2 separate regions of the Homo sapiens genome follow, and region 1 is linked to region 2. The links are chromatin loops, found by intact Hi-C in ENCODE. Cell type or tissue: psoas muscle. All regions are shown on one strand. Each heading gives the region's core, and the rest is flanking DNA. Links, peaks and the distances in the headings are about the cores only.

Evidence for each region. A loop is a pair of places that touch in the nucleus more often than their neighbours do. Peaks named below come from ENCODE experiments on the same cell type or tissue, not always from the same donor. Only the 100,000 strongest peaks of a DNase experiment are listed, where the experiment ranks them.
Region 1: it touches region 2 in a loop (2.6-fold over the local background); 2 of 110 quality-filtered maps call a loop at or near these places.

What each region holds. Positions count from the first base shown.
Region 1 is chr7:129,790,073-129,806,115 of GRCh38, forward strand. No RefSeq gene overlaps it. Among named protein-coding and RNA genes, the nearest start is that of MIR183, 23 kb to the left of the region's middle. RefSeq lists enhancers at 2,350-2,850, 9,540-10,151, 12,103-12,604, 12,605-13,104. In psoas muscle, for the core only: no CTCF peak of the experiment used is centred there; a DNase peak (open chromatin) is centred at 8,219; H3K4me3 peaks cover 280 bases; H3K27ac peaks cover 1,410 bases.
Region 2 is chr7:129,734,384-129,750,426 of GRCh38, forward strand. All of the region lies in intron 10 of NRF1 (nuclear respiratory factor 1), which reads left to right. Among named protein-coding and RNA genes, the nearest start is that of MIR182, 28 kb to the right of the region's middle. In psoas muscle, for the core only: no CTCF peak of the experiment used is centred there; DNase peaks (open chromatin) are centred at 5,238 and 6,858; H3K27ac peaks cover 4,632 bases.

The DNA of each region.
Region 1 (16,043 bases), core at 4,723-12,722, 57 kb after region 2:
TTCCCCCCATTGCCTATCCTATAGAGACAGCCATTGGCTTGATTTTTCTCTAAGATTGAAACTGGGGTATGCACCATGCAAATTCACTGCTATGGTGCACATCCCGGATTGGTACTGGGGTGTGCAACATGTGAATTCACTGGTATCACATACATGTTAGCATGTCTTAGTTTGGGCATTCCAGTGCGTGTGTAATAATATCTCATCATGGTTTTAATTTACATTTCCTTGATGACAAATGATGTGAGCATCTTTTCATGGGCTTACGTGCCTGTGTGACTGAGTGTGAGGGAGACAGAAGAAAGGCCTGGCTCTGGAGCGTTAGGGGAATGTTGCAGAGTGAGACGCCACAATGAAGGGCTCCAGGCACTTCGGAGCTCACTGTGGAAACTGGGCACAGGTGAGCCAAGAGAGAGCCAAGGAAGCAAGCAGCTTCAACTGAGGCCAGATGGATCATGGTGCACAAAATTCTTCCCTGAACCCTTTTTTTTTTTTTTTGAGACATTTGTTGCCCAGGCTGAAGTGCAGGGGTGTGATCTCAGCTCACTGCAACCTCCGCCTCCTGAGTTCAAGCGATTCTCCTACCTGAGCCTCCCGAGTAGCTGGGATTACAGGAGCCCGCCACCACCTGGGCTAATTTTTGTATTTTGGTAGAGACAGAGTTTTACCATGTTGGCCAGGCTGGGCTTGAGCTCCTGAGCTCAAGTGATCTGCACACCTCAGCCTCCCAAAGTGCTAGGATTGCAGGTGTGAGCTACTGTGCCAGGACCCAAACACTTTTTCATTTTCCCCTCAGATCTCTGAAGGGTGGGAAGATCTGAGGCTTCCTGTGAGTGTGCATTTTCCAAGTTCACTCAGAGGGCACTTGGCAGATGAAGGCTCAGACCCAAGCGTTCTCGCTCCCGGCCTCCATAGTACCACTTTGCTGTTTACAAAGTGCTTTCATGGACATCATCTCATCTGATTCTCAGGATAACCCCATTTTACGAGTGAGAAAACTGAGACTTGGAGAGATTGAGTGGCTTGCTCAAGCCATCCAGCTAGTGAGCTGCAGAGCAGAGGAGACTCCTCGGGCTCCTCCGTTTGTCCCTAGAGAGGCTCATCTGACCTCCACCTCTCTTGTTGGGATTGATGGAGTCCGCTCTGCCCTGCTTAACTCTGCTGGGGGCAACTGCAGGAACTTACTCAGACCACCTGTCCTAGGTGCTGAGCCAGTCCCGACTTAGTTTCAGCTGAGCCACATTTAGAGAACTGTTAACATGGTGGTGTTGACCTTACCTGTAAGACCCCTGGCCACCTCACTCAGGTTGCTCTCAGTCATGAGATTAGAAAACCAAGATATTCCTCCCAAAGACTCTTCTCACATTTGTTGTATCTTCTGTTTTAATCATGAAAATCCAGATATGGCCGGGTGTGGTGGCTCACGCCTGTAATCCCAGCACTTTGGGAGGCCGAGGCGGGCGAATCACGAGGTCAAGAGATCGAGACGATCCTGGCCAACGTGGTGAAATGTCATCTTTAATAAAAACACAAAAATTAGCTGGGCGCGGTGGTGCATGCCTGTAGTCCCAGCTATCCAGGAGGCTGAGGCAGGAGAATGGCTTGAACCTGGGAGACGGAGGTTGCAGTGAGCCGAGATCACGCCACTGTACTACAGCCTGGCAACAGAGCGAGACTCTGTCTAAAAAAAAAAAAAAATCCAGGTACAAAATGCCTTATTACCACACAGGGTGAGATCTCGCCCTGACTTTATTCACTACCTGCAAGCTCAGACCCCCATCTCCGATGGTCCCAAAGCCCATAAGTTGACAGTACCTGTCTGACACATAGTAGGCATTCATTAAATGTTCGTTGAATGAATTTGAATGGGGTTCGTTGAATGGGATTTGTTAATGAACACGGCTTCCTTTTCCTGAACTGTGATTAATTTTAAAACCCAAGAGGAGGGAAGTGACATTTATTGGGTAGGTCTTTCCATTCCTCACCTCTGCCGTGTGAGGTTAGCATTATTATGCCATTTTATGGATGAGAAAATGGAAGCTAAGGCTGGGTGCGGTGGCTCACGCCTGTAATCCCAGCATTTTGGGAGGCCGAGGCAGGCAAATTACCTGAGCTCAGGAGTTCAAGACCAGCCTGACCAACATAGCAAAACCCTGTCTCTACTAAAATACAAAAAAATTAGCCAGATGTGGTGGCACACGCCTGTAGTCCCAGCTACTTGGGAGGCTGAGGCAGGAGAATCGCTTGAATCCAGGAGGTGGAGGTTGCAGTGAGCCGAGATCACATCACTGCACTCCAGCCTGGGTGACAGAGCGAGACTCCATCTCAAAAAATAAAAAAAAGAAAGAAAATGGAAGCTTGAGGGGTTCAATAATTTGGTTACTCAGCTAGGATGGGGTAGAGCCAGCATTTGAACTGGGTCTGAGTGCCACACTGACCCTCTGTCCATTGTACATGAGGAGAGAAATCCTGGGTGTCCCTGGATAAGCCCAGAGGCTTCCAGTGGGCAGGGAGCCAGCCTGAGATCCTGGGCTCTAGAGATGCCTTGGCCTCATTGGGCTGACTGTGTCAGTCACAGATCCTGGTCAAAAGCTATGAATTTCAAACTTTACTCTAGAGCTGTATTCCAATACAGCATCAGCTGAACAACAGAGAAAGCTGCTCTGCTCCAAAGTAGCAGTCTCTAGTCCAGGGGACTTTCCAACCATTTTGAAATCAGCAGTCCAGCCCCTGCCATCCCAGCCTGTGCCTGTCTCAGGCCACACACAGCAGCCATTTGCAGCTTGTGGTTGCTACTGGCCAAGTTCACCAGAGGCCCGGATACCAGCATGATGGTTCCCAGCCCCCCGCCGGGGAGGAGGAGAGGGGGTCATTGTGGAGATGATAATGCTGCTCCATGAATGTCCAACTTCCTGAAAACCACCGGGACACATTTCGTTTATGTGCTTGTTTATCTCAGGCCTGCTTCCAGAAGGGCTCCGAGGAGCAGACAATGAAAGACCACCGACAGAATTGCTGTTCACGGGCCAGGCGCAGTGGCTCATGCCTGTAATCCCAGCACTTTGGGAGGCCGGGCGGGTAGATCACCTGAGGTCAGAAGTTTGAGACCAGCCTGGCCAACATGGTGAAACCCTGTCTCTACTAAAAATACAAAAAAAAGAATCACTTGAACCCGGAAGGTGGAGGTTGCAGCGAGTCGACATCGCACCACTGCATTCCAGCCTGGGTGACAGAGTGAGACTCTGTCTCAAAAACAAACAAACAAACAAACAACAAATACAAAAAACATTAGCCAGGCGTGGCGGCAGGCGCCTGTAATCCCAGCTACTTGGGAGGCTGAGGCAGGAGAATCGCTTGAACCTGGGAGGCGAAGGTTGCAGTGGGCCAAGATTGTGCTGTTGCACACTCCAGGCTGGGTGACAGAGCGAGACTCCATCTCAAAAAAAAAATAATGAAGAAACTGTGTCAAAAAAAAAAAAAGAGCTGTTCATGGAAAAAGAATAACAAAAGCCCCACAGAAGGAGGGGACAGAGTTACACGGAACCTCCAGCCAGTGGTGATGTGGCAAGGGACAGTCTTCAGGTGGCCTTTGTAGCAGCGTGGCTGCTTCCCCTGGGTTGACTCACTTTTCCTCCACCTGATAGTCCAGGGGACATGAGGGGACCAGGTCTTGGCCAGATGCCAGATCTGAGCATTTTTCACTCAGGATTCTCTCGCATTGAGAGACACAGGCTCTGGCAACGGTGCCCAGTGTGAGTGGAATTTGGGAACACTGTGGCCAGGTGGTTGGCACCCAAGCGTTTCCCTGTGTCCTGCAGGCACCCTGCCCTCTGGCCTGCAGCCCTTTTGCCAGGGCCACCATGGCCCTTCCCACAGAGACCAGCACCCAAAGTGGGCAGGAGCAGGGCAAGATCAGGGCCCAGCCTGGAAGCCCTTGCCCAACTGGGAACCCTCAGTAGGAACACATAGCTGCAGCAATACGTCTGGGGCTCCAGGAGGAGCTTATCGCCTTTCTGTCTCTCTCCCTCACAGCCCATTCAGCAGGGGCTTGAGCAGGGGACAGGGAGGCTGGTGAAAGGCCACCCGAGGCTGCTTTTCAATGAAACTATCTGTGTGCAGGATAGAATTACTTGTATCAAGTACACCAAGACTTTTAATCCATTTTGTAATCAAACAGGGCATCTCTCTGGGCCCCTATGAGCCTGAGATGACAGCGTAGTTCCACCCACTTCACAGGTGGGGAAACTGAGGTGATGGAGAGGGTCAGAAGTAATCCCTTTCAGCCCAGCAGGCACTGGGGAATTCTGAGCTCTGGGCTCCCAGGCCACCCCAGACTGGCTGAAGAATGAGCAACACGTTGCCCTGGGTTCCTCCTTCTGTCCCCAGCCAAGATGGGTTCTGCTTCTGGTTGGAGCTCTTCCACCATCTCTCTGTACAACTTTGGGCTAGACGTGTGTGCCTTGGTTTCCAGCTGTGCACCAGGGCAGTGCTGGCCGGTCCGTCTGTTGTCTGGAGTGGCTATGCACCTCAAATGGGACAGAGGAGGGGAGAGAACTTTGCTAAGTAGAAAATGCTAGACCCGGCCAGTCACGGTGGCTCATGCCCTGCAATCCCAGCACTTTGGGAAGCCGAGGTGGGCGAATCACGAGGTCAGGAGTTCAAGACCAGCCTGGCCAAGATGGTGAAACCCCGTCTGTACTAAAAATACAAAAATTAGCCAGGTGTGGTGGCAGGTGCCTGTAATCCCAGCTACTCTACTCAGGAGGCTGAGGCAGAGAATTGCTTGAACCCAGGAGGCAGAGGTTGCAGTGAGCCAAGATCATGCCACTGCACTCCAGCCTGGGTGACAGAGCAAGACTCCGTCTCAAAAAAAGAAAGAAAATGCTAGACCTCCATGAGGGGCAGTCACATGTCATGGCCAGAGGCCACCGAGGTAAGGGAGCACTCCACACCACAGCAGACAGCACTGCCCTGAGGGCCCCAGGGCTTGGGCTCTAGACCCTGAGCGGCCTCTGGAGGCCTTCGGATGCTCATCTATTAAAGCAAAGGGCTGGAGCTCCCTTCCAGCCGGGCACTCTGTGCTGTTCCAAGCTGCCTATGGGTGGTGGGGTGGTGGTATTTCCCTGGTCACTCCCCACCAGGCCTGGGCCCCTGGACACCCTTAGCAGAGGCTGTGTCTCCTCTGGGCACTTGTCCCACCCCTTGAGGAACCCACAGGCTTAGTCCCTCAGCCCACCCGAGCTCCTTGACACGTTTCCAGGACCATAGGACAGTGCGGTGCAGGTCGTGCAGAGTGGCTTCTAGGTCTGAGCCGGCACTCGAGGGCGGGGTCCTGGTCGGGGGGATGGGGGCTCAGCATTTCCCCACACTGGGGCAAGGCCTGGCCTCCACTGTGCGTGCACAGGACTGAAGGCCCCTTCCCAGCTGCATGGAGATGGACGTCCCTGGCCCAAAGGAGCAATGAGACGCCCTCCAAGTGCCCTCTGCAGCTGAAGAAAAAGGCCCTGGGTCTTGGGTGCCCAGTTGAATACAGGACACCATTCAGATTGGAACTTCAGATAAACAATGAGTACATTTTTAGTATAAGTATGTCCCAAATATTGCACAGAATATACTTATACTGGAAGTATTTGTTATTTGTCTGAAGTTCAAGTTTGACTGGGAATCTTGTACTTTTCTTTTTCTTGGTTTGTTTTTGAGACGGAGTCTCACTCTGTTGCCCACGCTGGGAGTGCAGTGGTGCAATCTTGGCTCACTGCAACCTCCGCCTCCCGGGTTCAAGCGATTCTCCTGCCTCAGCCTCTCAAGTATCTAGGATTACAGGTGTGCACCACCATGCCTGGCTAATTTTTGTATTTTTAGTAGAGATGGGGTTTCGCCATGATGGCCAGGTCGGCCTTGAACTCCTGACCTCAAGTGATCCGCCCACCTCAGCCTCCCAAAGTGCTGGGATTACAGGCATGAGCCATTGCGTCTGGCCTTGTATTTTTATTTCTAAGTCTGGTGACTCTACCTTGGTCCTATCCCCTGGCCCACCCCTCAGTCCCTGCTGCTAAAATGTCCCACAGAGGCTGCCGGTGCCCAGTGGGCGCCCTCCCAAGCTTTGAGTGTCTCTGTGAATCTGTGTGCTCCTGATCTTGCAGGCTCTGTTTCTCTCACTTCTGTCTGCTTGAGTCTCGCCCTCCTGTCCCCTGCTGTCTACCTCAGACAGTCCCTCCTCAGCCTCCCTCTGCGTTCCCTGCTGTCCTGCAAGGTGACGCTGAGCAACATGACTAGTACACCTGGTGCTGAGGACTCAGGCTCCCCAAAGGGCCAGCCTGCACAGCCAAAGGGGGTCCCCTGAGGGTGAGAGGAGCGTAGGGGACTGGTCCCTGCTTCCCTGGATATGGGGAAAACCCAGGACTCCAAACTCCAGCCCCTCCCACTCCAGCCACCTGGGAGAGCCCGCTTCACCTGGGAACAGGTTCTACCATCCAGAAGGCAATCAGGCACGTGCCCTAAAGGGGTAAGCCCTGTCCCTTCTGTCCTGGGAGAGGGGCAGGCAGCAGGAACAGCCGGTCCATGGCTGGGCTCCCAGGTCCCACCTGCCTGTGGCAGAGCTGACGAGGGCTGGGAACAGAGGGCTTCACCAGACCTGTCCCACCCACGGCCCTCAGCTAAGCAACAGAAGTGAGCTCCCTCTTCCCTGATGACCCAGGAAAGGGGCTAGGACCTGGCACCACTGGGACAAGCCTGGGAGACCAGCACTGTGCTGGCTTCCTGGCTCATGTGACTTTATTTTTATTTTATTTTATTATTATTTTTCTTGGGACGGAGTCTCGCTCTGTCGCCCAGGCTAGAGTGCAGTGGTGTGATCTCGATTCACTGCAACCTTTGCCTCCCAGGTTCAAGTGATTCTCCTGCCTCAGCCTCCAGAGTAGCTGGGATTACAGGCACCTGCCACCACACCCAGCCAGTTTTTTGTATTTTTAATAGAGACGGGGTTTCACCATGTTGGCCAGGCTGGTCTTGAACTCCTGACTTCAGGCGATCTGCCCGCCTCAGCCTCCCAAAGTGCTGGGATTACAGGCATGAGCCACCATGCCCAGACTTGTGTGACTTTAAACAAGTTACCTAAGCTCTGTGAGCCTCAGTTTCCTCACCTGCAATATGGGGCTAGAAACATACCTACCTCATGAGCATGATGGGCTTCAATTCAATCATCTAGGTCAAGCTCTTAGCACAGTGCACAGAAATGGGACACCCTTGAGGCATATTTCTTCTCTTTGTCTCTGCCGGCCAGGAGCCAATTCCGTATCTTATTACACAATAATTAACCAATGGGGAGGCAGGGAGCGCCCCCTCTACCTCCCAATCTCAGAGGGTCCTGCAGACCCACTGCAACTCCAGAAGTACCATGTATGGGAAGCAGAGATAATTTTGCTCTCAGACGAGGCCTGAGGAGGCCTTTCCCTTCTGGGCCTGGGCCCAGGAAACACGGCTGGCCTTATGGAGAGGAGTCTGGGGAAGGAGACCCTCCCCTGGGGGGATCACATTACCTGAGTGAGAGAAGCTGGGGAAAAAGCTGGGGGCGGGGGTGGGAGGGTGTTGGGGGTGGTGCCAGGCCCGCATGCCTGTGTGCCTTGGGTGTGTGGCCCAGCAGAATTTGTTGGATGCTTTGGGATTTTATTTTTCTTTTTTCTCTAATTTCCTTTGAAAACATATGTTTGGCCTCCATTACAGAAGTCCTGCCTATCGCAGGGAAGCCCACGGCAGACAACGCAAACCCCAGAAAAGCGCTGGCTGCCGTCGGCTGCAGGTTCCTGCATCTTTTTTCCAATGTGCACTTCGTTTTAATAAAAAATGGGACCATTTTGTATACACTGTTTTTGTATCTTCCTTTTCTCACTGCGTAACCTTTTCCCATTTGGGAAAATTCTATTCTGTTGACAATGACCAGCTGCATAGTGTTTCATCTTCTGGCTTTGACTGATTGATTCAAAGCCCATCCTAAGGACAGCTGAGCAGTTTCCAATTTCTGGCTGTTGCGAAAGAGCGAATTTCTTTAGGATACATTCTGATGAGTGGTGTCTTCGGGTCAAAGGTGTGCAAATCGAAAACATTTATTGGTTCATATTACAGAAGCTGCGCACGCGCGCGCGCGCACACACACACACACGCACACACACGCGCACACACACACACACACACACACACACACACACAAAACACACTGTCATAATTCCAGCAGGCGCTGGGCCCTGGCTGCAGGCAGAGGCTTGAGGAGGGCTGACTTGGGCTGAGCTGATGTGGGTTGGCTGCCTAGGGAGCCTAGAAAGTTCTTCATGGGGAGGAGAGATGGGATCTGCCCTGCTTGTCTGTCCTCGGGTTCGAGGTTGGCCATCCCCCCACCTCAGGCTGCAGGGGTCCCGCACCCGCAGAAACATGGACGATTCAATATTGATACCTGGGGACCTGGGGCCAGCTGGGCTGGGTGGCAGAAGAGAGCCAGCCTTCCTACCTCAGCTTTGCCCCCACCCACCTGACCCACCCCCAGCCCACCTTCAGGCCCACCTGAAAAGCTGCTTCTTACTGAAAGCTTCTCTGATCCTCAGCCAGAAGTGCTTCTTCCCTCCTGCAGTACCTGGGACAGACCCCCCAGTGAGGATGGGGGAGACCCCTCCCTCCTGGGGGATGGGCCCGGGGCTTGAGGTGGGAGAGGAGCGGCCTGGGTTGGCGAGACCCTTCCTTCTCTGGGCAGGAGGCCCAGAAAGTCATGTTATGGTGGGTCTTGGAGGGTAGGAGCTTTCCATGTGATCCCATAGGCAGTGGGGGGACGGCAGTGACAGGCGGTGAGGATGGACAGAAGCCGAGGGCAGGAGGAGAGGAGACAGCTGGAAATCCCAGAGACGATGCGGGGTGTGAGCATGGGAGAGAGAATGTGGGGCTTCATAGAGGCGGCTTCTAGAATTGACTTTTTTGCTGACTGTGGGGTCAGGGCTGAGAGAAGCGTCAAAGGCCCAATGTCCAGGTGTCCCTAGCCGGAGAGGTGGGGTTCAAATCAGCCTCCTTCGGGTCCATGCAGCGTGGCACCATGGTGGCTGCCATGCCCTGGCTGGCTGACCTCATGCAAGGCACCGCATTTCCTGACCTATGCACAGGGCATAACAAGCGTGCCCACCTTAAGGGGCTTCGTGGGGTCAAACAAAGCAATGGGTGGAAAGTTCAGGGAACCCCTCAGTGCCCTGGGCTCACACCACCAGTCTCTGAGTCTATTTCCTTACCTGGAGTAGATGAGGTTAACGTGCCTGCCTTGCAGGCCCAGGTATGGAAAGCATTCAGCACATTTGGGGTAAGAGTTCGAAAGCCTAGTAACTAGGGGGCTTACCCCTTAAGCCCATGGGAACTGCTGTGGGATCCCCGTGGTCAGCCTGGGGTTGACATCTGGGGTGTTGCAGGGGCGCCCCCTGAGGGGCTGTGCACTGTCAGCCAGGGAGGGCCTGCCAAGTTATGATGTCCTGCCCTCAGAGACATGGGTAGGGAGGAGGCTAGGAGGGGAGGGACCCCGCCCCTAGCAGCCTCCGGAGACTGAACACAGGCCCAGGTGCCCACCCAGCAGAGAGCTGCCCCCAGCTTCCAGCCCTGGGTCCAGCAGGATGCAGAAGCAGCCCCTGCCCACTGGATGGGGGGCAGGTGGTAGGGGTGCCCAGGTGCCCCTGTGCCCTTCTGCCAGCCAGGCCTGGAGGCCCCAGGAGTAACGAGATAATCACAGCAATTGCAGCGAGATAGGACTGTCTGCTTGTGGAGCACTGAGATGCTGGAGCAGGCGGGGGGCCGGGAGAGTGGCAGGAAGCTTCCTCAGGCAGAGTCGCTCGTCCCACCAGCCGGGGTGCCAGGACTCTCATCCTGGAACCCTGCACTCCCACCCAGCCCTAGTCTTGGTGTCCAGGAAGGGCTCTGAGGCCTTTTGCTCAAATGAGCCCATCATCTAATGAGGGAGAGGAGTGTGGGTGGGGAGCTCTGCGGGCTGCCTGGAACTGACTGTTTAGAGTTCAGGTTATCTTTGTTTACCACTGAGAAAACATAAAGCTGAACACAGGTATTAACTGTGCCCACCTGCTCCTGCCATTGATTCGCTCATCCAGAGTTGCAGCCCATGGCACCAGCAATAAAGGAAATTGCTTTTGAAGTTGACAGAGGCTGGGAATGAAGCTCCAAGACCGACTGGCCCGTCTCTTCCAGGTGGCAGCTGGGTCCCTCCCCACCCACCTGTCCCCCAAAGCCAAAGACACGTAGTTGTCACCAGGGAGCTGGGAAGCAGCCTCCAATCCTGACGTGTGTTTTTTTCCAAGAGACCCTCTGCTGCCCAGGATTATAGGCTCACACCTATAATCCCAGTACTTTGGGAGATCGAGGCAGGAGGATCATTCGAGCCCAGGAATTCAAGGCCAGCCTGGGCAACACAGGGAGGCCCCCATCTCTACAAAAAAATAAAAAATTAGCCGGGCATGGTGACATGCATCTGTGGTCCCAGCTACTCGGGAGACTGAGGTGGGGGGATCGCTTGAGCCCAGGTCCAGGCTGCAGTGAGCTGAGATTGCACCACTGAACTACAGCCTGGATGACAGAGCAAGACCCTGTCCCCAAAATAAAAATAAAACAAAAGACCTTGTGCCTATGTCTCCCAGCCCAACACGGGGCCATCTGCCAGGGCTGCAGCATGAGGGCATGAGGAGAGATGCTAAGCAGGACTTCCTGAGGACCAGCATCTGCAGCATGAGGCAGGGTGTACACTCTCTTCCCGACAGTTCTCTGGGAAAGCAGTGTCAGGCCTGGGGAATCAGAACTGGACAAGAGGCCTTCCTGCCCCAGGCACGTGCTCATCTGCAAGCCTTCCAATGACCTAAGTAGGGGAACCTGCTAAGATGTTCCTCCACCAAGGGGCTTCTCTGCTTTCAGCACCCAGACTCCCACTTCCCCAGGTCGAAGGACCTCAGAGAGGCAGATCATTACCCCAATGCCTCCCAGCTCCGTCTCCCACACCCTTGCCCTCGTCACACCGGGCCACAGCGTCCCTGTGCCTGCAGACTCTTTCCCTACTGGGAAGCCAGGGTCCTCGCCTGGGTTCTCCTTCTTCAAGGTTGGTGTAGTGGAGTGAATGGTGTCCTCCAAAAGATACATACACATCTGGATCCCCAGAACCTGTGAATGGGACCTTATTTGGAAAAAGGGCCTTTTGCAGATGTAATTAAATTAAGGATTTTGAGATGAGGAGGTCATCCTGGATTATCAGGTGGTTCCTAAGTGCGATGACAAGTGTCCTTATAAGAGACACACGGGGAGATGGACACAGCAGAGCAGGAGACAAGGTGATGGTGCAGACAGAGCCTGGAGTGACGCGTCTACCAGGAGCGCCAGGGACTGCCATAGCTCCCACCAGCCAGGAGAGACCCCTGGAACAGACACACTCAGCAGGTGGGGAAGGCCCTGCCCCTGCCTCGATTTTGAACTTCTGGCTTCCAGAACTGTGAGAACCAATTTCTGTTGTTTGAAGCCCCTCATTGTGGTCACGTGTCATAGCAGCTTCAGGAAACAAATGTAGCTGGTGTTCTGGGATGTCACCCACACCCCCAACGTCCACGACAGCCATAAACTGTTGATGGCAAGTCTGTCCCTCCAGGATGGTGTCCATCCAAATTTCAGATCTCTATTCCCAGTGGCGCCGTGGGCAGTGTGGTATAATATGAAAAATATCTGGTCTTTGTTCCTGGGTCCTGGCACAGAGTTCCCAAACCCTTGGAATTTTCTGAGTGATGGAAGCCTCTTTTGTTATTGATAAGAAGCCCTTTCCATACCACTTGAGTTTCTGCTAATGAGGTGACTTATGGTCAAAGGCAGTTCTGCACTCCTACCGATGCTCCCTTTAAGTACATGCAAATTAAGGGGCAGATTATGCAGACATTTCTAGAAAAGGGGTGGTAACTTCCAGGTCATCAGGTCATTGCCATGGGAAGGGGTGGTAACTTGGGGATCTTGCCATGAAAGGGGTGGTAACTTCCGGTTGTTGCATGGCAACAGTAAACTGCAATAGCATCTGTGGGTGTGTCATATGGGCAGGTGCTTTCGCCCCATTTCTATTGTAGCTAGAGTCGTCAAATCAATTCGGTGTGGTGTCCCAGCCCAGCCTCTGGAGTCAAGTTTCACCTCCTGAGTGGAGTCCTGCCTCCTACCTCAGGAAGATTGAGCCCAGGTGTTCAAGACCAGCCTGGACAAAACAGCCAGACCTCATCATGAATTAGAGTAGGCTCCGCCATCTAGGTTTGTGTAAGGACACCCTGTGATGCTCACACAATGACAAAATCACCTAAGCATGCACTTCTCAGGGAGTATCCCTATGACTACTCCCTTTTGTGGACATTCGGGTTGTCAGGTCTATTTCTGAAGCACCCGGAAACAGTCAGTTCTGGCATTTTAGAGAGGTTCTGTATCTGCAGCCTTGTTCTGTGCAAGCCTACTGGGTGTCTCTTTCAGAACATATCCCGATTTCGGAGAAATCCCCCACCATCCTGTCCATGATCGAGGGCACCAAGAACTGATGCTTGAGCCAGACACTCAACCACAAACTGCACTTCAGGGAGGCCCACAGCCTTTGAGGAGGTTTGGAGTCCGCTGCCTAATTAGGGCTCTTCATCTTGGTAGGTAACACAGGAGGGAGTGGAGCCTGGGGTTTAGGAAGTGTGGCACCGTTAGCATACACAGAGGAAGCTCATAAGTGCTCTGCAGGAGCCCAAATGGTGCTGAGGTCTGTTTCATACGAAGAGTCTCGGAGGCCAGGATTCAGCTGAGGAGACAGATTCCTGTCCTCGGGTCTCCCTGCCATAACTCTGGAAGACAACCTTGAACCAGTGGATATGATTCTTGTAGGATATTAAATATGTCTCTTTTCACAGTCATGCTATTTATTTACTCAACACTTTTTATTTTTTTTGAGACAGAGTATTGTTCTGTGGCCCAGGCTGGAGGGCAGTGGCACAATCTTGGCTCACTGCAACCTCCGCCTCCCGGTTCAAGCAATTACCATGCCTCAGCCTTCCGAGTATCTGGGGTTACAGGCCTCCGCCACCTTGCCCGGGTAATTTTTTGTATTTTTAGTAGAGATGGGGTTTCACCATGTTGGCCAGGCTGGTCTCAAACTCCTGACCTCAGGTGAGGATCTGCTTGCCTCAGGCTCCCAAAGTGCTGGGATTACAGGTGTGAGCCACCTCACCCAGCCTTTTTTTTTTCTTCATATAGGGTGCAAAGGTACATTCTCTCCCGCTCTTATTATCACAAATGTCAAATTATGAATTAAAGATGTTTTATTGTAGCTGCTCTTGCAATGTGAATGTGTGTGTGTGTGTGTGTGTGTGTGTGTGTGTGTGTGTGTGTGTGAATGTGTCATATTTGCATTTGGGCCGGACCTGAATGAATGACTTTAGAATGAGACTCTAATGAGGATGACACAGGCGGCTTTCGAGGGATGAGACCTCCCCGGAGAAGGACAGAGACATTATTTGGCTGTCTTCTTTCCGGAGGGTAAGGATTTGGCTAAGAATTTTAAACACTCACGTCCTCCAGCTCACAGGAGTGGGTCAAGAGCAGCTAGAGGGAGTGCAGAGAGGCCGGTGTCGATGTTCCAGAAAAGTGAGACGAGGGATGTGGTCGATGACTGCCCTGCCAGCCGGGTGCAAATAATGCATGGGAAGGTATACAAGTCCGGTGGAAAGAACCCTGGGCTGGCGATAAGGAGATTGGCCTGTGACCTTGGGTGAGTTCTGTTTGGCTTTGAGCAAGTCGCTTAAGCTCTCTGTGCTGAAGCATGTGACCGCGCATGGAAAACAGGCCAGAGATCGGCCTCCGTACCTCAGGAGACTGAGTGGGTTGTTAGGTACAAAATGCCTGAAGTCCTTTCCACAGCAAGGCAGGGCATACACAGACCTATCAATAAAACTGAAGGCATCAGGAATCCTGGTGGGGAAACTGAGGCCCAGCCCAGGAAAGCCCTGTGCCCAAGGATCCGGGGATTGTCTCCATCCTGCCTTTAGGGAAAAGCAAGCTACCCATCTAGGGTCTGGGTAGAGCACCCCGGGAAGAGCAAGGAGACATCCCAGATGGAGGCCCTGCCAGGAACACAGGCCATTTCCCTTGCAAAGATGAAATTCAAATCTGAGGTGGCATCAGTGCCAGGGGAGGCAGCTGGGCACAGATGTGTCTTGGGAGGATCTGGGGGCAGCGGATCATGTCACATGAGAGCACCGGACCAGGATTCGGCCTGACCCCTCCCTCCTGTGACTCTGAGCCCTCAGGCTGTGGGGGCTGACTGTCCCACCGCCCAGGTCATTCTCGGCACTGCCCCAGAGCCATAGCGGAGGCAGGGCTGGCATAAAGGGGGCCCTGGGACGACCCCAGGCCCTAAGGCCTCCAGGCCTGTCCGGGCCGCCCAGCTAGGGAGGCTGAGATGGCCGCTCGGCCCCAGCCAGCATATGCATTAGTAATGGCCACTGATCCTGCTGGCCCCGCGCCCTGTTTCCAGAGTGGGGCAGTAATCTGAGCCCGGCTGCCCACTGCCTCCAGGCTCCACCCTACGTTGCTGGGGCCATTGAATGCCTCTACTTTTCCTTGTTCTCAGCTCTGCATCGAAATGAAGAGAAACACAAACCAGCGATGTCTCCTCAACGTCCTGGGCGTTAGCTGTTCCCACCATCACTTCATAGAGAGGTTTCTGGATGGGAAGCGTTAGGAAAGACCCAGGGAGGCCTCTGAGGACACCTTGCGCAGATGTGAGGCCTTCCTGGGCTGGGCCTCAGTTTCCTTACTGGGGGTGGACAGGTCTGTTCTGAGGCTGTCACTGGCACTGATGTTCTGGGGTCCTGGGGCCCATTGCTTGCCCTAATGTGGGGGGTCACTCTGGTGGAGGGGACCCGGTCAGACCATAGCAGGCTAGACCGTGTGTGGTGACAGCAACACGGCCCAGTGGCAGAGGCTCCTGGGGGTGGGGGCATTAGGGGATGAAGCAGGCCTGGAGGATGGGTGGATCCAGAGAGCACTGGTGAGTGGGGGGGGTGCCTCAGCTCAGGGGGCAGGCCTGCGGGATGGGGGGACCCCTGGGACATTTATCCAGCCTGAGACTGGAGGCAGCTCTTCTTACCTTCCTGGGAAGGGCCTTCAGCCCTGCCTCTCCCCCTGCACCCACCTGGCAAACCTTTCACTCCCAGCAGCTCTGGGATGTCTCTCGAGGGACCCAGGCTCCGTCCTGAGCCTGTGGCCTGTCTCCGGCAGCTGCCCTTGGGTGGGAAGGTCCTGGCTGGCCCCAGAGGTTTTTCCTAAGAGCCTGTAATTCTCCCCGGAGAGATAAGGCATGGTTACATGGACTCATATCACACTGGCAGAGAAAGCGCCTCCAGGAATTAGGCCACCAGCCAGGGGATGGGCAGGCCTGTGTAGGAAGGGCAGCCTCTCAGTTGGAGGAAGTGGGGGTGTGGGACAGCCGAGGGCACTGAGAAAGTGGGGAAGACCACATCTTCATGGGAGGGTGGGACCAGCCCAGGCTGTGGGAGTGGCCTGCTGTGTGACCTCAGAGAGGCCACGATCCCTACTAGCTGCCTCTAGGAAAGGAATCTGAGCATGAAGGAGTAGTGGGGACAGGGAGATTTGCTTTTCACTATATAATTTTTTGCAACTTTTTGAAAAAAGTACATTTTTTTTTTGAGAGTCTTGCTCTGTCGCCCAGGCTGGGGTGCAGTGGCATGATCTCAGCTCACTGCAACCTCCACCTCCCGGGTTCAGGCAATTCTCCTGCCTCAGCCTCCCAAGTAGCTGGGATTACAGGCATGCACCACCACGCCCGGCTAATTTTTTTTTTTTTTTTTTGAGACAGAGTCTTGCTCTGTCACCCAGGCTGGAGTGCAGTGGCACCATCTCAGCTCACTGCAAGCTCCACCTCCCTGGCTCAAGTGATTCACCTGCCTCAGCCTCACGAGTAGCTTGGATTACAGGTGCATGCCACCATGCCTGGCTAATTTTTG
Region 2 (16,043 bases), core at 3,586-11,585:
TGTGAGCTCTGGGTTCCTGCCTAGACTCCACAAATACAGGGTGATAACCATTGTTGAACAAATAAATTTGGAAATGTCAAACCTTTCCCCACCCCTGCCAGAGGCTGCTTGCCTTAGTCTAGTTTAGCCACAGCACCCATCTGCCCAGCTGTTCCGAGGGCTGTAGGGGTACCCTGGAGGTTCATGCTGCTGAGTGCCCCGGGCTCAGCAGCCCTCCCTCTGCACACACACAGGCTTGCCTTTGCTGGCCAGAGGAGCCGACAGGTCTGTATGCTTCTCCGGTTGCAGAACTCATCATTGGCTGGCTGTCAGCCTTAAACATTTTCAGTGAGCAGAGTACTTTGCAATTAGTGAATGTGTCTTCTTGACTGGAGTTGGGTGGTGGGCTACGGGTGCTATTTAGAGCCAGGGAAACTAAGGGGAAGTAGATGATATTCAGAAGGAAGGAACCCCAGCAGACGAGTTGTTTCATCAGCTCCTAGAAGCCTCTGCTCAAGCCTTCCTGCTGCCCTTCAGTTTAGGCCAGGACTCTTTCAGCCTTCCCACCTGTCTCTAACAAAGTTGAGACCAAGGTGGTAGGGCTGTGGATCCTGGGGAAAGGGTCAGGGGCGTGTTCATTTTTGCCTGGAGCGAGTTTATTGGCTTATTTGTTTCCCCAGCTCCTCACCGGGTCTTCCACTTGGCTCTGCCTACAGCCCTTGCTTGGGGTCCCCCAGAGATTTTGAAGAGCACATCTGTCTCCGCTGGTCAGCACTGAAGACTCAGAAACCACCTATGCTGCCCTGGTTAAGACTAGGGTCTCAACCCTCCCTCCTCATGTTCTGAATGAAGAGAAATGGACTGGAGGGCTGTTTAAAAATTAAAGCTGCTGGGTGCGGTGGCTCACGCCTGTAATCCCAGCACTTTGGGATGCCGACGCGGGCGGATCACAAGGTCAGGAGTTCGAGACCAGCCTGGCCAATATGGTGAAACCCTGTCTATACTAAAAATATAAAATTTAGCCGGGCGTGGTGGCACACGCCTGTAGTCCCAGCTACTTGGGAGGCTGAGGCAGGAGAATCGCTTGAACCCGGGAGGCAGAGGTTGCGGTGAGCCAAGATTGTGCCACTGCACTCCAGCCAGGCTGACAGAGTGAGACTTCCTAGTAAATAAAAAATAAAAATAAAATAGAATAAAAATTAAAGCTGATGACAAGGCATTGTCATTACACTTAGAGAAGGAACAGCCCTTCGCAAGTATCCTCAGGGTAGCGTGTCCCACGTTCTGGGCTGGTCCTGGCAACAGTCTTGCTGCTGAGGTTCCACCTTAAGACTTCAACGTCATATTTTCTGAAACTATAAGACCACCGGGCGCGGTGGCTGACGCCTGTAATCCCAGCACTTTGGGAGGCCGAGGCAGATGGATCACGAGGTCAGGAGATCGAGACCATCCTGACTAACACGGTGAAACCCCGTCTCTACTAAAAAATACAAATATTAGCCATGCGTGGTGGCAGGCACCTGTAGTCCCAGCTACTTGGGAGGCTGAGGCAGGAGAATGGCGTGAACCTGGGAGGTGGAGCTTGCAGTAAGCCTAGACCACTGCAGTCCAGCCTGGGTGACAGAGCGAGACTCCGTCTCAAAAAAATAAATAAATAAAATACAAAATAAAAAAATAAAATTATAAGACCCCACCCTGCCTTACTGTGCTGTAAAACAAACGTACATTTTACTATGCATTCCAACTGCCAAATTAAATTAATATAGACATTTCTTTAGGGAAAAACATTCTATCTTTTTACACTAGACAATCTTCACCTTTTCACATCCCTGTTTTCTTTGACCTTATTAAAAACTTTTTAAAATATGTATGTTTTCTCAGCAGAATTTAATCTCAGCAATGCTCAATAGAATTTTTTTTTTTTTTTTTTTTTTTGAGGCAGAGTCTTACTCTGTCTTGCCCAGGCTGGAGTGCAGTGGCACAATCTTAGCTCACTGCAACCTCCACCTCCTGGGTTCAAGCGATTCTCCTGCCTCAGCCTCCTGAGAGAGCCCAGCTAATTTTTTAAATTTTTAGTAGAGATGGGGTTTCACCATGTTGGCCAGGCTGGTCTCGAACTCCTGACCTCAAATGATCCGGCCTCCCAAAGTGCTGGGATTTCAGGCATGAGCCATCACGCCCAGCCCAATAGGATATTCTTAACCTGGGGTCTATGGACCCTGAGAAATTCTATACAAAGGTATTTGTATTTTTTTTTGGTATCTATAGCTTTTTTTTTTTTCTTTGCCTCCGCTAGCAGCAGGGAGGGTATTAGCTTTGATTGAATGTGTAACTAGACCAGAGGCATTCCCACCCCCACCCCCACCCCTGTTCATCTCCAGCCCACAAAAAAAGGTTAAGAACCTCTGCTACAGAAGGTGGTGGTGAGGATCATTTAACTTTGTAGATACCTGGTATAGCACTGAGAGTAAAAGGAGGAGCAATGGAGAGGGGAGGTCCCGCAGAGCTGGAGACCCTAAAAGCTGAACCTCTAACAAGCTCTGTAATCTTAGGCAAGCAAATTAACCTCTCTAAGCCTTAACTGTAAAAATTAGGATAATGATAGTTCTGTACTCAGAAGGAAGTTGTGAGCATTAAACAAGATGATTCCTGTCAAGTTCTTAGCATAGTGCCTGGCACAGGGATGCATCATAAATATAAAATTCTTTAGCTGTCAGCATCAATTTCTTCTCCATCATTCCTCACATATGTTGGAGTGCACAGTACTATGTAGACGCTGCTTTCCTGTCTTTAAGACGGATCCGAATGCTTGCCTTTCGCAGATGAAGATGTATGTTGCAGAGGTGGATGCTGTAAAAATGGGACTAGATTAGAAGCCCTTTCTGTAACCTTGACTGAAGAAAATACAAGGTGACATTGTTTAAAGGCTCTATCACTTGCCTTTGTCTAGGGCTGCTGTTCTCTTCTGCACATAGTTTGCGGTCATGAGTGTGGCCTTTTTACTCCTAAAATGGCACAATGTGTCTTCAAATCTCAACAGATGCATTGTATTTCAACTCTATCATGAAAGGTAGCTTTTGCCATTTTTTCCTTTTTGTCACCACCATCATCCATTTTTACTTACTGCATGTCCCACTGTTCCAACTCTTTAAAAATGAGAGGGATGATGCCAATCCTCCACATGTTAGACTGTAAAACACATCTCCTTCCACCTTTTTCTGTGTTCCTTGTTCCCTGGACACATCAGTATATGGGCTTGTTCTCACAAGAGTCCACTGAGATGTAAATGTTAATTTAGGAACTGTATTATTGTTTCTCCCCAAAAAGGTTGCTGATGTGCTATTCCAGTGTGTACTAAATCACTTTTTGCCTCATTATTTTAAAGTTTAAATAAATGAATGTATTAAATAGTCTTAGTGTAAGAGTGCGTTTTCAGTCACCATAAGCATAATAGCCTTAAAAGTGCTGTTGTGTTCTATGACACTGTGATACTATTTGTAGCTTTTATCCAAAGATGGTAAGCTCAGTGCCTCAGGACTTGAAGCAGGCAGCCCCTAAGCAACTGTTTTTTGTGTGAGCTGTGAGTCCCAGGATACAAGCCTCTCATCTTCAAGGTCCCCAAAGAGCAGCACAGCTGGTAGCTGTGGATTTTTAGGCTGCCCTCCTGTAAGGTAAATGGTCTTTTCCACCCACTCCCTTGTTGATAGAGTGCCTTGAGAGAAAATGAAGACACTAGAGTGCTGGTCTCAGACTGCGCTGAGGCATCGCCTGTTCTGTAAGAAAAAGCAAATGAAGATTCATGTGTATTACAACTGTTTCTCCTTTGGAATCACAGGCCTTTTTTAAATAGAGGGGGAGGAGGGGATAGTCCTAGACCTGAAAAGATTCCTTCTTGTAATATAAGGAGAGCTGTGAGCTGTGGATCAAAATGAAGAGGAGTGAGGGGAGTATGCAGCGTTGCCTGTGGCTCCAGCTGAGCTGGGAGCCGGCGGCTTTTCCTGGGAACTGTATGTGGTGCAGCACCTTGGGACAGCAGTGTCTCTTAGTGTCTTCCACACGCCCCCCTGGGAAATAGGCTTTCTTTGCAGACAGGGACTTTCCCATTTAAGTCAGCTAACTTTTCTCTAAGATGAATCGTTTTCATTCTGGGAAGCATGTTGGTAGATGTCATACCAGGAAAATAACCATTTCAGTCGGCTGTAATTTTGCCTTTTGGCTATACACATTGAGCATAATTATTTAGGGTCTTCATCTTTTTCCTTTCATTGTCCATTCTTTCATTTTGTTTTTTTACTACTGCTACAACCACCACCACTGCCACCATCATCTTCTTGCAAATGGCTAAGCAGTGTCTGCATTATTCTACCTTCACCCAGTAAACTGAGTAGAATAGATCTTCTGAGCCCTGTTCAGAAGCAGCTAAAACCGGGACTTGCCCAGGATCTGTCAGCTCTTAAATAGTAAGACTGGAAATCATACCAGATCTCCAGTACTCTTTCTACTGCCCAATGAAACTCCCTTCTTCCCCTTCACTCCCTCTTGCCAGCTTAGCCTACCTAGGAAGTAAAGAAGGCATAATACAAATGAAAATCATGGCCTTTATTATTCATCTGGTTATGCTAGTACTTGGTGTGGTGACTCCTTTGCAGGATTATTTTAAAGAATGGTGGCAGCTATGTTTTACTCACTTTAGAAGTCAAAGACTCACGGTAAATCTTAGCAGAGGCAAATAAAAACATGATACCAAAACCTAACATCTAAATCTGTACTGTCCAGTATGATAGCTGTTAGCTACATGTGGCTATTTGAATTTAAATGCAAGTTGATTAAAATGAAATAAAATGTAAAAGGTAGTTATTAGTCACAATCATATTTCAAGTGCTGAATAGCCACATACGCCCTGAGATACTGAATTTTTAATTTAATTATAATTTATTCACATTTAAATGTAAACAGGCACATGTACCTAGTAGCCACTTTAATGGACTGTGTAGATACAGAACATGTCTATCACTGAAGACAGTTCTATTGGGTGGTGCTGATCTAAGGGCTATATCAATAACACTGTGGTCTCCTGGCAAGTTGTACCCTCTCTGTACAGGGGAGGACAACACAAATACTTCATGAGCTTTGTCTTCCAGTGACCTTCTCAGCTCATAAACAGCATGGCTTTGCTTTTAAAAAAAAAAAAAAAATCTACCCATGTGACTGCAGTAATCCGCAGCCAGTAAACAGCAGGGTGGGAGGGTTGCGAGGAGAACTGATCTATTTTTATGCACTGCAGAGTCCAAGCAGGAAAACCTGAGACCGGAGACAGTGGTGACATCAAGACTCACTTCCTAGTGAGTTTATTCATGACTCAGGCCATGTGCATATTTCCACTTGGATTCCTCACAAGTGCAAGTTTCTCTTCTAGGCTACAGGTATCTGCAGCCAGGTGCTGTAATGGATTTATAGTAGCCCGCCAAAAGATCAAATATCTGAAGCCTGACGGGTCACAAAGCTGACAGGAGCCATGACTATTGCATGAATTCCAGATTTCACAGTGAAACAGAGCTGCTGCTGAAAAATGGGAGCACAGAGCTGTTCACTGGGGCTCTTGATTCTAGACACTCAAAGAGGGGTACAGTTCTCTGCCCCATGTGTGTTTCTCACCCAACCTTTTCATGGTGTTGAGGAGGGGAAGGGACAGCTCAGTGGTGATTCTTCACTTCTCAAACGTGTCCTCCTCCTCTGTCTTCATAATGACCTCCTGAAGTCCAAAGTGCCTTCCAAAATAGCTCTTGGAAAGAGGTGGCAGTTTCCTGACTCCCCAATCTCCCCCATCCTGGGAGATGTGTTGATGGCACTAATTTGCGGGGTAGCAGAGACTATAGTCCTACTCTCTTTACTGGCTGGGGCATTGGAGGCATGCAGTAACTGTTGACTACCACTGCTACAACTGCTGTTATGATTATTACCATTATAATGATTAATCACTCACACCGAATGGGAAGGGAAGTAACCTTCAGAGGTTCACTCTTAGTACTTCTGGCACATATGCTTAGGGCCAGGGCCAGTGAGTCTTCATTCGCAGAGAGGTGGTAGTGAATCTCCCACAAGGATCCCTACTTCGGGAAGCCTGTGTTCCTGGTGGAAGTCCCATCATATCCCTCAGGCATACTGAGATTCTCTTCTCTAGAATTACCAGGCCTTTTCTGTCACTCCTCAGGCATACCCCCCGTAGCTGGAGGGATTTCCAGTTGCCAGGGTTCTTTGGTGCTTTTCTTTGCCTCCTGCAGAGATGCTGAGCTGTGGACACCTTCAGAAAGACCAGCACTGCCTCATGAGAGTATCTCCTGTCCCTCTTTGCGGGTTTAGGTTCCTTGTGTAGTCTGCACATCCAGAGGGGATGTGTCATTCTCTCTCTACCATTATAACCTGGGGTGGCCTCGGGCATTCATCGTTTATATGCCAGGAATTGCTAACCTAAGCTCTGCTATTTGAAGGCTTAAAGACTGCAGATCAAAAGTAGACACAGAGGGCCTTTACAATGAGATGATAGGCCAGTAGCTGTCATTCTTTATTCTTAGTGCTCATCTAAGCCATGACCATGTCCTTCAGATGTAGCTTTTAGATACTTTTCATGTGAAAGACTGGATACCTCTAGTCGACATGTCAGGGCCCCAAAGGAATCAAGTCCCTTTGGCATACCTTCATGTCCTCTTTTTTTTGTTTTTCTGTACTTCAATAGATGCAAATTCATTTACTCTTTGGTCTGCCTGTGTTGGGTATTCTCAGCTTGGGGAAACTCAATGAGCCAGCACACCATCCTATGAACAGAACACCAATCTGAGCCAGGGACATTCCGAGCAGACAACTCAGGTCAGGGCTTCCGGACAGATTCCCAAGGTCCCTGCCATCTGGCAGATGGACACCACTGACTGTGGTCTCCTCTCCATCCACGGTGTCCTCAAGGCCAAGTTACATGCTTCTTTGTCTCATTCTCCTTCCCTTTAGGTCCGCAGATCTTTCGGAGTCTTTGTATGTAAAGGCAGATTTTGGTCTTAGATTATTCCAGCTCCTTATAAACCAAGACTGAATCTTGTGCCTGTCATTGTGAGCGCTATTCTGTAAAGGGATTTTTTTTTCTGGCATACCAAATCCAGAGCCATAATTGGACAAGTTTAATTGGAGTCATTTCTATTCAATACATGGATGGCAAAGTGGGTTTTAATTGAGCATGTAAAAAGGGCATTAATCACTGTTCACACAGGAATCACAATATTAGAACAGGAAAAATTCTTATAAAGTTTTTCAGGTTCTTGGGTAAAGGGGACTTTCCTCTTTTTATTTATGCTTCCATTAGGATTTTGAAGGAATGCCAGTGCACTGTTATTAACTCTAATAGCTTGTCCCTCGCAGCCAGGATGGTTTGGGGCCCTCTGGCTCTCAGGTTACCTGTGTAAATACAGGGATTCACTTGCCAGCACCCAGCTCTGACATTTGCTTAATAAAGAGCAAATGTGCAGAACCCAACAGCAGCAGCAGCCTGGCAGAAGCAGTAATCTGAACAGGATAAACATGCTTCCTCTTTGTGCGATGCTCTTTCTCCATCCTTCTGCCAAGAGCAGGATATCAAATGAAGGGGAGGTTGTGGTTGGAGTCAGTGAAGTGAATGTCTAAGTGGCACCTGCTTCATTCAACAGATCTGCTTTCCTGGGGCCTCCCAGTGCACATCTGCTCCTGACAAAGCCTCTTTTCTCCTCCTATTGGTCAGACTGAGAGCAAAGGCCTGGCAAGGAGACATACTGGTTTTGCTTTGTCAGCACAATTGCCTGTGACATTATAATTACACCAAATCTTCATTATTAGAAAGGCCCCAATTTAGAGATTTTCAGAGCCTAAATGGGATTTTCTAAGTGAAATTGATTAAAAAAAAAAAAAAAAACAAAAAACTTTGCCATCATAAAGCCTAGCAATTGCATCTGAGAATCATTGAAGGGGTCTAAATATGGAAACCGAGACACTGCTGTGAGTGAGACTACAAAGACCATGCTATCAGATTGGCTCGCTAGAGAGGCGTCCAGCAGTCTTCCGACTCTGCCCAGCCCATCCTCTCCTTATTCCCGTAGCACTGTAACATGCAGATACCTACACTGCATTGCTCTCACATGCTGATAGTTTCTCATGCAGAGGCCTGGTGGGGGAGGGGCTGGAGGGTGTTAAAATAAGTTGATGAGGTATGGCAGTAAAGGAAAGAACCTGTGACTTAAATAAGGGAAATACCAGAAATCTATATTTTAGGTGAATACAAAGCATCCAATTTAGATTGAGTTTCCATTTAAACAAAGGCAACTCTTAAGAGTGTTGCACAGTGTGAGTGTATGTGTCTGTCTGTCGGAGGCACGTTTATGATATGGAGTTGGCACACTGGAAGCTCTGGAAAGGTTTTAGAGCTGTGCTCTGGCTATTTAAACTTAATTAAAACAGAATAAAATTTAAAAATCAGTTCCTCAGTCACGCTGGCCACATTTCAAGCACTCTGTAGCCACTGTGTCGGACAGCACTCAAACAGAACGTGCCCATCATCACAGGAAGCTCCAGTGGACCACACTGTTTGAGGTTGGTCTGAACCTCTTGAAATGCCTCGGCTGCTTAAGGAAGCCTGGGAGTTTCTATTGCAGGCTTGTTGGAAGGAAAAAATGAAATTTGCCTCAATGTTTCTGGAACAACTCCTTCCAGCCATGTTACCTAGACTGTGTTCTTTTTCACCTTTTTGTATTTTTTTCTCCAAGGATTTCATGTCCTTTGCCTACTCCTACCCCTTGTTTAAAAAAAAAAAAAAACCTGAATTATAACAATGAAAAGGAAATTTAATTTTAGGAATGTCCACTTTCAGCTGACCTTCTCCTTGGCCTTCTCCTAATTAAACTTTCACAGCCCTGCTGTTGGACCAGACAGTCCTTTTCTCATTAAATGGAGCACCTTAGTAAAACAAGAGGGCATGTGAACACTCGGGCCAAGAGTGTGTAAACAAGTTGTGCATTGTGTGGACAATGCTGCTGGGTGTGGAACGCTGGGCTGCCAACACTTTCCATTTTCAGCAACTCTTGGGACCAAGGACAGGGCCTTTAATCTTGCTTCTTCCATTTGTCTGTGTCTAGTAGCTACTACACAGTTGCTTTGACTCCTGGAGAAAGCCCACGTAAAATAACAATACTACTTCAAATTTAGACAGTGTCTTTTTTTCTCAAGAACTTAAATCATGTAAGCATGATGTTATTTATCCTCATAGTGGTCCTAAGATACAGAAGTGGCCTGTTGGTTTTACAAATGTGAATATAGTCAACTCTTACTTGTTACCTACAGATTATCTGTCACGCAGATTACTCGTGACACATTTTAAATCCTTGGGCAATTTCTCTGAGCGAGCCAGTGTAAGCCTGGACCATCTCCTCTGCCCCCCGACCCAGCTGCTGGGTACTTAGGGAATACAAATTAGTTTTCATATTAGCTTAAAGAAGACATAATTAGGAAGGTAAGTCTGCTACAAGAAAATCACATCACAAATTCCAACGGCGAGGGGGAAATATGAGGGAAATGACCTCCTCTCCCTTCAACTGAACTAAGATCTGGTGGTCTAAGTGCACATTAGCACTTGGTGCTGGCATGCTTGCCGAAGGCTTTCCTCACGGGTGGAAGGAGCGAGGCTGTGCACCCTGCACCAGATGTGCATGGGAGGCTGCAAGCGCCGCAGCGGGGCTGGTGGCCCATCTTGCCCGGTGCTTTTTTTTTTTTTTTTTTTTAACAGTTCTGTGTTATTGTCAGGCCTCTTTATGGCAGATCGTGCAGGTCGCAAGTGGATCCTGACTGACAAAGCCACAGGTGGGTTCATCTTTGGGGAAAGAAGGAAGCAGCTGGAGGATAGAGTCACTGTGAGGCTGTCATTCCAGGCGCTGCTTCCTGCTTGGATGGTGGGATTCCTCTACTGTGCAGTCCCCCTCACTCGGTCACCTGATAGTTTTAGTAACCATTGATTCCATTGATTATCTGATTTTTCTAGTGTTAAATGTTTCCTTTTCATTTATTAGCTGGAATTCTTTTTTAAGAGACAGGGTCTTACTACATTACCCAGGCTGGAGTGCAGTGGCTATTCCCAGACTACAGGTTCGAACTGCTGGCCTCAAGTGATCCTCCCACCTCTAGTTGGGATTCTTTTATAAAGAACTTGTCCCCATTAACAATTTGGCTATGCTAAGTACAGTTCAGATAGGAAAAGCAGGAGAAAAACTTGATGAAGATGAACTTTATTGGGATAGAGTTCTTTCCATCTTACTCTAAAGCCCCATTACTGTCTATTTCCACTTACTGATCTGCTTTTTTCAGGTGTCTCACTGCCTAGAGCAAATTTAATTCTGCCCTTTATGTGCTCTTAAAAAGTTTTAGTTTTTTTGTGGTTTTTTTCCTAAATGGTGCTCTACAGATTATGCTGAGTGAGGGGATGAAAAGTCACGAGTACATCTTTGGAAGCTTCCTTGCCTCAGCGTATCCCTGCTCAGATAGAAGAGGCAGGGACTGGATGACAGGCACATGGGGGTTCATTGTACTCCTCCCTCTCCTGGTGCCTATTTGACATTTTCCATCATAAAAAGTTTGAAGAAAAAAAAAAGTTTGAAAGTAATAATAACAGAAAAATAAATAAATCTCCCTTCCTAACTCTGAGTAACTCCTGAGTGGGCCTGCTGTTCATTTCTGCACCTGACTGTTGCAGGCTCCTGGTGACTTTCTTCTTCTGAGGTTTGTCATCTGGGCTCCACTTTCCATTTTAAAATATTGGTGCACTCTGCATATTGCCATGATCTATCCTCTGGGACACAGACTTCAACCTGAGTGTTGTTCCCACCCTTCTTCCTAGTGATTTCTTCTGGGAATTTACTGGGTACCCCTTGCCTTGCTCTGTACAGTCAGATCAGATGTCCTCCAGAGCAGGGGTCCCCAGTCCCTGGCACGGCAGGAGGTGGGTGGCAGGTGAGCAAGCATCACCGCCCGAGCTCCACCTACTGTCAGATCATCAGCGGCATCAGATTCTCATAGGAGCACGAACCTATTGTGAACTGATGATCTAAGGTGGAATAGTTTCATCCCCAAACCATCCCCCTCAACCCCCCCCCCATCCATGGAAATACTGTCTTCCATGAAACTAGTCCCTGCTGCCAAAAATGCTCGGGACCGCTGCTCCAGAGCACGTGCATATTCCACAAGCTTCAGCAGAACGCTTTCTCTCCTGCCATTTTCAGTTTAAAGCCTTCTTGGCAGGGTCAACAGGCCTTGCAGTTAGCTTGTTCATCCCCACGTTGGGAGCTCAATTTTCAGGATAATAAACCATGGTGGTTCTGAATACTGAAACACAGAGCGTTTCATAACGCTCCTGGGCATTGCCAGTAATTTCAAGAGGAAATCATGACATTGTATCTCCAAAATAGGTCTTGAGATATATTTACTAATAAAGTAAAAATGAATTCAGTTTTAATATTTGGCTTATGGGATGAGGGGCATGAAAAGCTTCCTGGTGGTCTGCAAAAGCAGGCAAAAGATAGAGTGAGCCTGTCTCAACCAGAGTCACTCCTTTGAATGTTATTCCAGAAAGCAGTTTTTCTTAGTCTTGAGATGGTCCAGCAAGAGAGAAGAAAACTCTTTGAGTGCTGAAAAGCACCCTGTGCACCAAGGCACCTGTGAGGCTGCTCTTGGCTTCATGAGAATATTCAGTACTTGCCAGATGTAAGACATATTTTAATCCATAAATCCCCCAAATGTACCCAAAAGCTTGGACTTAGGAAACACGGAAAAGGGAGATTAAATGTCCCAAAAGCAGCTAATAGAACAGAAACAGAACCACTGGGAAAGAAATGCTTTTTCTCTTCCCCGTTTGCCCTACTATCATGAGGTTACTTGGACCTCCTTTTTGTTTGATATTGACATTCTCTTCATGACCTTCCTCTTCTTGCCCTACATATGTCCTCTTTCCATCTAGTCCTTGGTATTCTCAGCCTGTCTAACTGCTGTCTGCCTGCTAGACTAGCTTCTTTACTGATTTCCTGTTATCTTCTTCCACTTCTATACTGGCACATACCATGCCTGTTTTTCTTCATATAGTGGCTTTCCTTAGACGTCAGCCACTGATGTAAATATTTTTCCAGGCCTGTAAATGGAAGATTTTTAAAGGACTTCCTTCCTGCCTGTCACCCCTAGAAACACCTATAGATACCGTTGCTGGCTCCTTAAAAACTCAAGCAATATAATCCGGAATTTAATTTCTTACTCACGTATTCCTCTCCTTTCTAATCATGGTCCCGGTTCCCATTTGGGCCAGTATTTCTTTGATGTACATGGTTAGCGTTCATGTTCATAAACTAAAGAAGGCATTACGTAATGTAAATTTCCCTTTGGGTTTTAAGAATTATTTCTTTTCCACCTACTGTCATGTTTATTATTTGTTTAGCTCTCTCTTTTTCTCTCAACAGCCATCAATATTTTTCTCCCAACTAAAGATATTTCCATGACCACCTTGGAAGGCCTTCAGGCTGAAAGATTCAGTTACAGCAAACAACAATTCCCAAAGGTTTCCCAGACTGTGAGGGCAAATGAAAGGCCCATTCTTCCTCAGGTTGTCTGTCCTGCTCTATCTTGTCGTGGGGTGAGGGGAGGAGGGCCAGCTATGGTGCTGGATAACTTCAACAGCCCTGCAGCCCTGTGCTCTGCCTGGCTCAAGTCTGTTAGTTTCTGGAGGACTTCAGAAATGTATCAGGGTGATGACATCACATCATACTGCCCTGATTGTATTTTTCACATTCTTAATATTGAGGAGTGGTTCTGCCTGGTTGCTTATTGACCAGTGCACTCGATTAGCAACCACTTCATCTACGTCATGTGCAGTGCCAGTTCTGACCATCACTGTGTTTCAGAAGGGAAGCTGCCTGCCAGTCCATCTGCCCTGATTTCATGGCTGTTATCTTTAATCTTTACATCTTTGAAGGCCTTTGGTGAATGATGTGCTTCCTGGCAGGAGAAAATCACTGCTGAAAGGAGATCTGTGTTGTCTCTGCTTTTCTTTCTGTTTCCCGAGAGCTTTAGTCTAACATCTGTGACCCCAGCCAGACTCCATCAAACTTCATACTCAAAGTCATCTTTGAAAAGCAGTGGCATTTATTATATACCTACTATGTGCCAAGCACTGTAATAGATTTTAATGTGTCATCCCATCTATCTAGTTTAGCAGCCCTGTGAGATGAGTGATCACCATTTTACATATGAGGAAACAGGCTCACAAGCCATTAAACAGCAGAACCAAGATTCACATGTAGGTCTTTCTGACTGGGAAGCCTTTAATGGAAATAAACAGCCTACTTTTTCTCACATAAAATGCACCTGATCTGCAGCACCATGAGAATGGTTGTGGAGAAAATTCGACTTCATTCTGAATCAGAGTAAAAGGTGTTAAGGCTGTTTGGTCTGTGGAGGGCAAGACTAAAGGGACTACCATCAAGTTTCTGAAATTCATGAAGAGTATGATCAATGATACATTTTCATATCATATTCAATTATTGAGCACCTACTGTGTTCAAGTTGCTCAACATTAAAAGACAGTCCTCGGCCGGGCGCGGTGGCTCATGCCTATAATCCCAGCACTTTGGGAGGCCGAGGCAGGTGAATCACGAGGTCAGGAGTTCAAGACCAGCCTGACTAACATGGTGAAACCCCCACCTCTACTAAAAATACAAAAATTAGCCGGGCGTGGTGGTGCGCGCCTGTAATCCCAGCTACTCAGGAGGCTGAGGCAGGAGAATCACTTGAACCTGGGAGGCAGAGGCTGCAGTGAGCCGAGATCAGGCCACTGCACTCCAGCCTGAGCAACAAAGCAAGACTCCGTCTCAAAAAAAAAAAAAAAAAAAAAAGACAGTCTTGCCAACAATGCAAGCATGCAGATTTATAGACAGAAAAGCAGCAACTCCTTGGGAACAGGTCAGCACATACCTGGGGCCAAATGAATGGTGGCGGCAATAAAGTCACAGGAGGGAGAAACCAGGTGGGCTGTCCCCTCAGAGGCAACCCCATGAACCATGTGGAAACTGCTAGAAGAACTGGCCTGAGACTGGCAGGGCCTAATTCCAGACAGAGAGACCTGCCTGAGGAAGTTCACATGGCATCCAAGGGACACATGTGATTGTAATGAGGGGATAGTGTAGGGTGTTAGCAGGAAAGGCTACATAAACTCCTTCAACTATTAGCTATTTAGACTTTATTTTCCTGATAGGAGAAAGCAAAGTAATGTTTTTGATGGGATGGGATGGCTTTTGCCAAACAATATTTTAAGATGTTAACCATGATAAACATACTTATTCATCCAATAATACTGAATACTGAAAGAAGTTAGCCTTGGGAAAAATAAAGTCCCTCAAAATAACTAAATAAATTCCATTTCCACGGATACATGCACATATGTTTATGTGTGTAAATTTCATTACACAATAGGCAAGTGATGAAACTCATTGCCCCAGGAGAGATCTGGAATAGAGTAGATTGGCTCATGAATGATAAATCCAGAGTGTGCAAGACTGTGACCCTAACCTTTAAAGCAAATCTCACTGGTGCCCGTGGTCTACCACAGTGCTCCCCTGGTGCCACCATCAGAGACAGACCACTGTAAAACCTCATGGCCCCTTGTTTTGCAGCGTGCAAGGCCAGGCTTATGAATAGATATCATCATCTGCCACCCATGTAATGTGATCTGAGAGGCATCACTTTGTACGGAAGTTTTAAAAGATCCCTCTGGCAGGCGCTAAAGTAGGGTTATTACAAAGGAAGGCAAGAGATGGTAGTGTCTGTCCAGGGAGGCAGGGGGAAAAGTGTTGAATTTGGGTTCTGTATTTGAAGGGAGAGAATCAGCTGGTGCATTGGATGTGTGAAGTAAAGGATGACTTCAGAGCTTTTGGCCTGAGCAACTAGAAGAATGTTATTGCCATTTATTTGGGAAGAGAGGAGACTTGGGAAAAGCATGTTTCACCATTTTGGCTCAAGAATGATACACATTAAAAAAAAAAAAAAATAGAGCCATGTCAGGCCTCATTGTCCTTGACAGGGAAACATGGTCCTGCAGCCAGTTCTTCCAGAGATTTGGGTCCAACTGCTGCTTGACGAGGAAATCTTTATGTTGGCACCTGAAGTTTCTGAGTCACCTTTGACTTTTTTTCCATTTTGACCAATTCTATAAACCTTACCATGAAGCTTGAGAAGAAAAGCAGCAGGGGGCCCAAAGAGGACAGTCCTCTCCCTTCTGGATCCTTCCTGGCCCTGGTGTTAAGTGTTTAAGGACATTCTAATATATGGAAAAAGACTCCCAAATCAAAGGCCTGGGTCCCTGACTTTACCATCAACTCAGTCATTTGGGGAACAAAATCAGTCCTCCTTTGATCTGTGTTGAGGTTTTTTTTTTTAATAAAATTTTTATGTTTACTTTTGAGTTCAAATAAAAAGACGGGTTGTATTTACTAAACTGAGTTAACTCCAAGGTTGTGTGTAGCTCTGAAATACTAAAGTCTTCAGGACATTAGAAGTATGTGCCTTTATGATGAGCCCGTGGTTCTGGCTCTGACTCGTGAAAGGGAAGGAGCCCTGCCCTGTGGACTTCTCTAGGGTCTCAGCAGAAGTCAAGTGACATGCAGCGGGGGTGAGAGGGCTCAGAAAGGGGCTGTACTGAGGCCAAGGGTCTCATTACCAGGACTCTACAAGGGCCCTGTAAGAAAAAGGAGCACTTCCACCCCTTAAAGTAGAACACGAAGGGCTTCCTGTTGCTTAATCAATCGAAATGACCCAGAATACAAGCTTGGATTAACATGCGCCTCTAGATTAGGGCTAATCAGGGGCAGGCTGAGCAGATGCAGGGACAGTCCCAGCCTGATTACTGTACCTCAGCATTTAATCATCTCTCTTCCAAGGGCAGCCGCCCGACTTAGGGCACGCTGGGTTTCCAGGCCTCCAGCCCCTCCCCCTTTCCCTTGCCAGGGACATGAAGGCTGTTAGGTCAG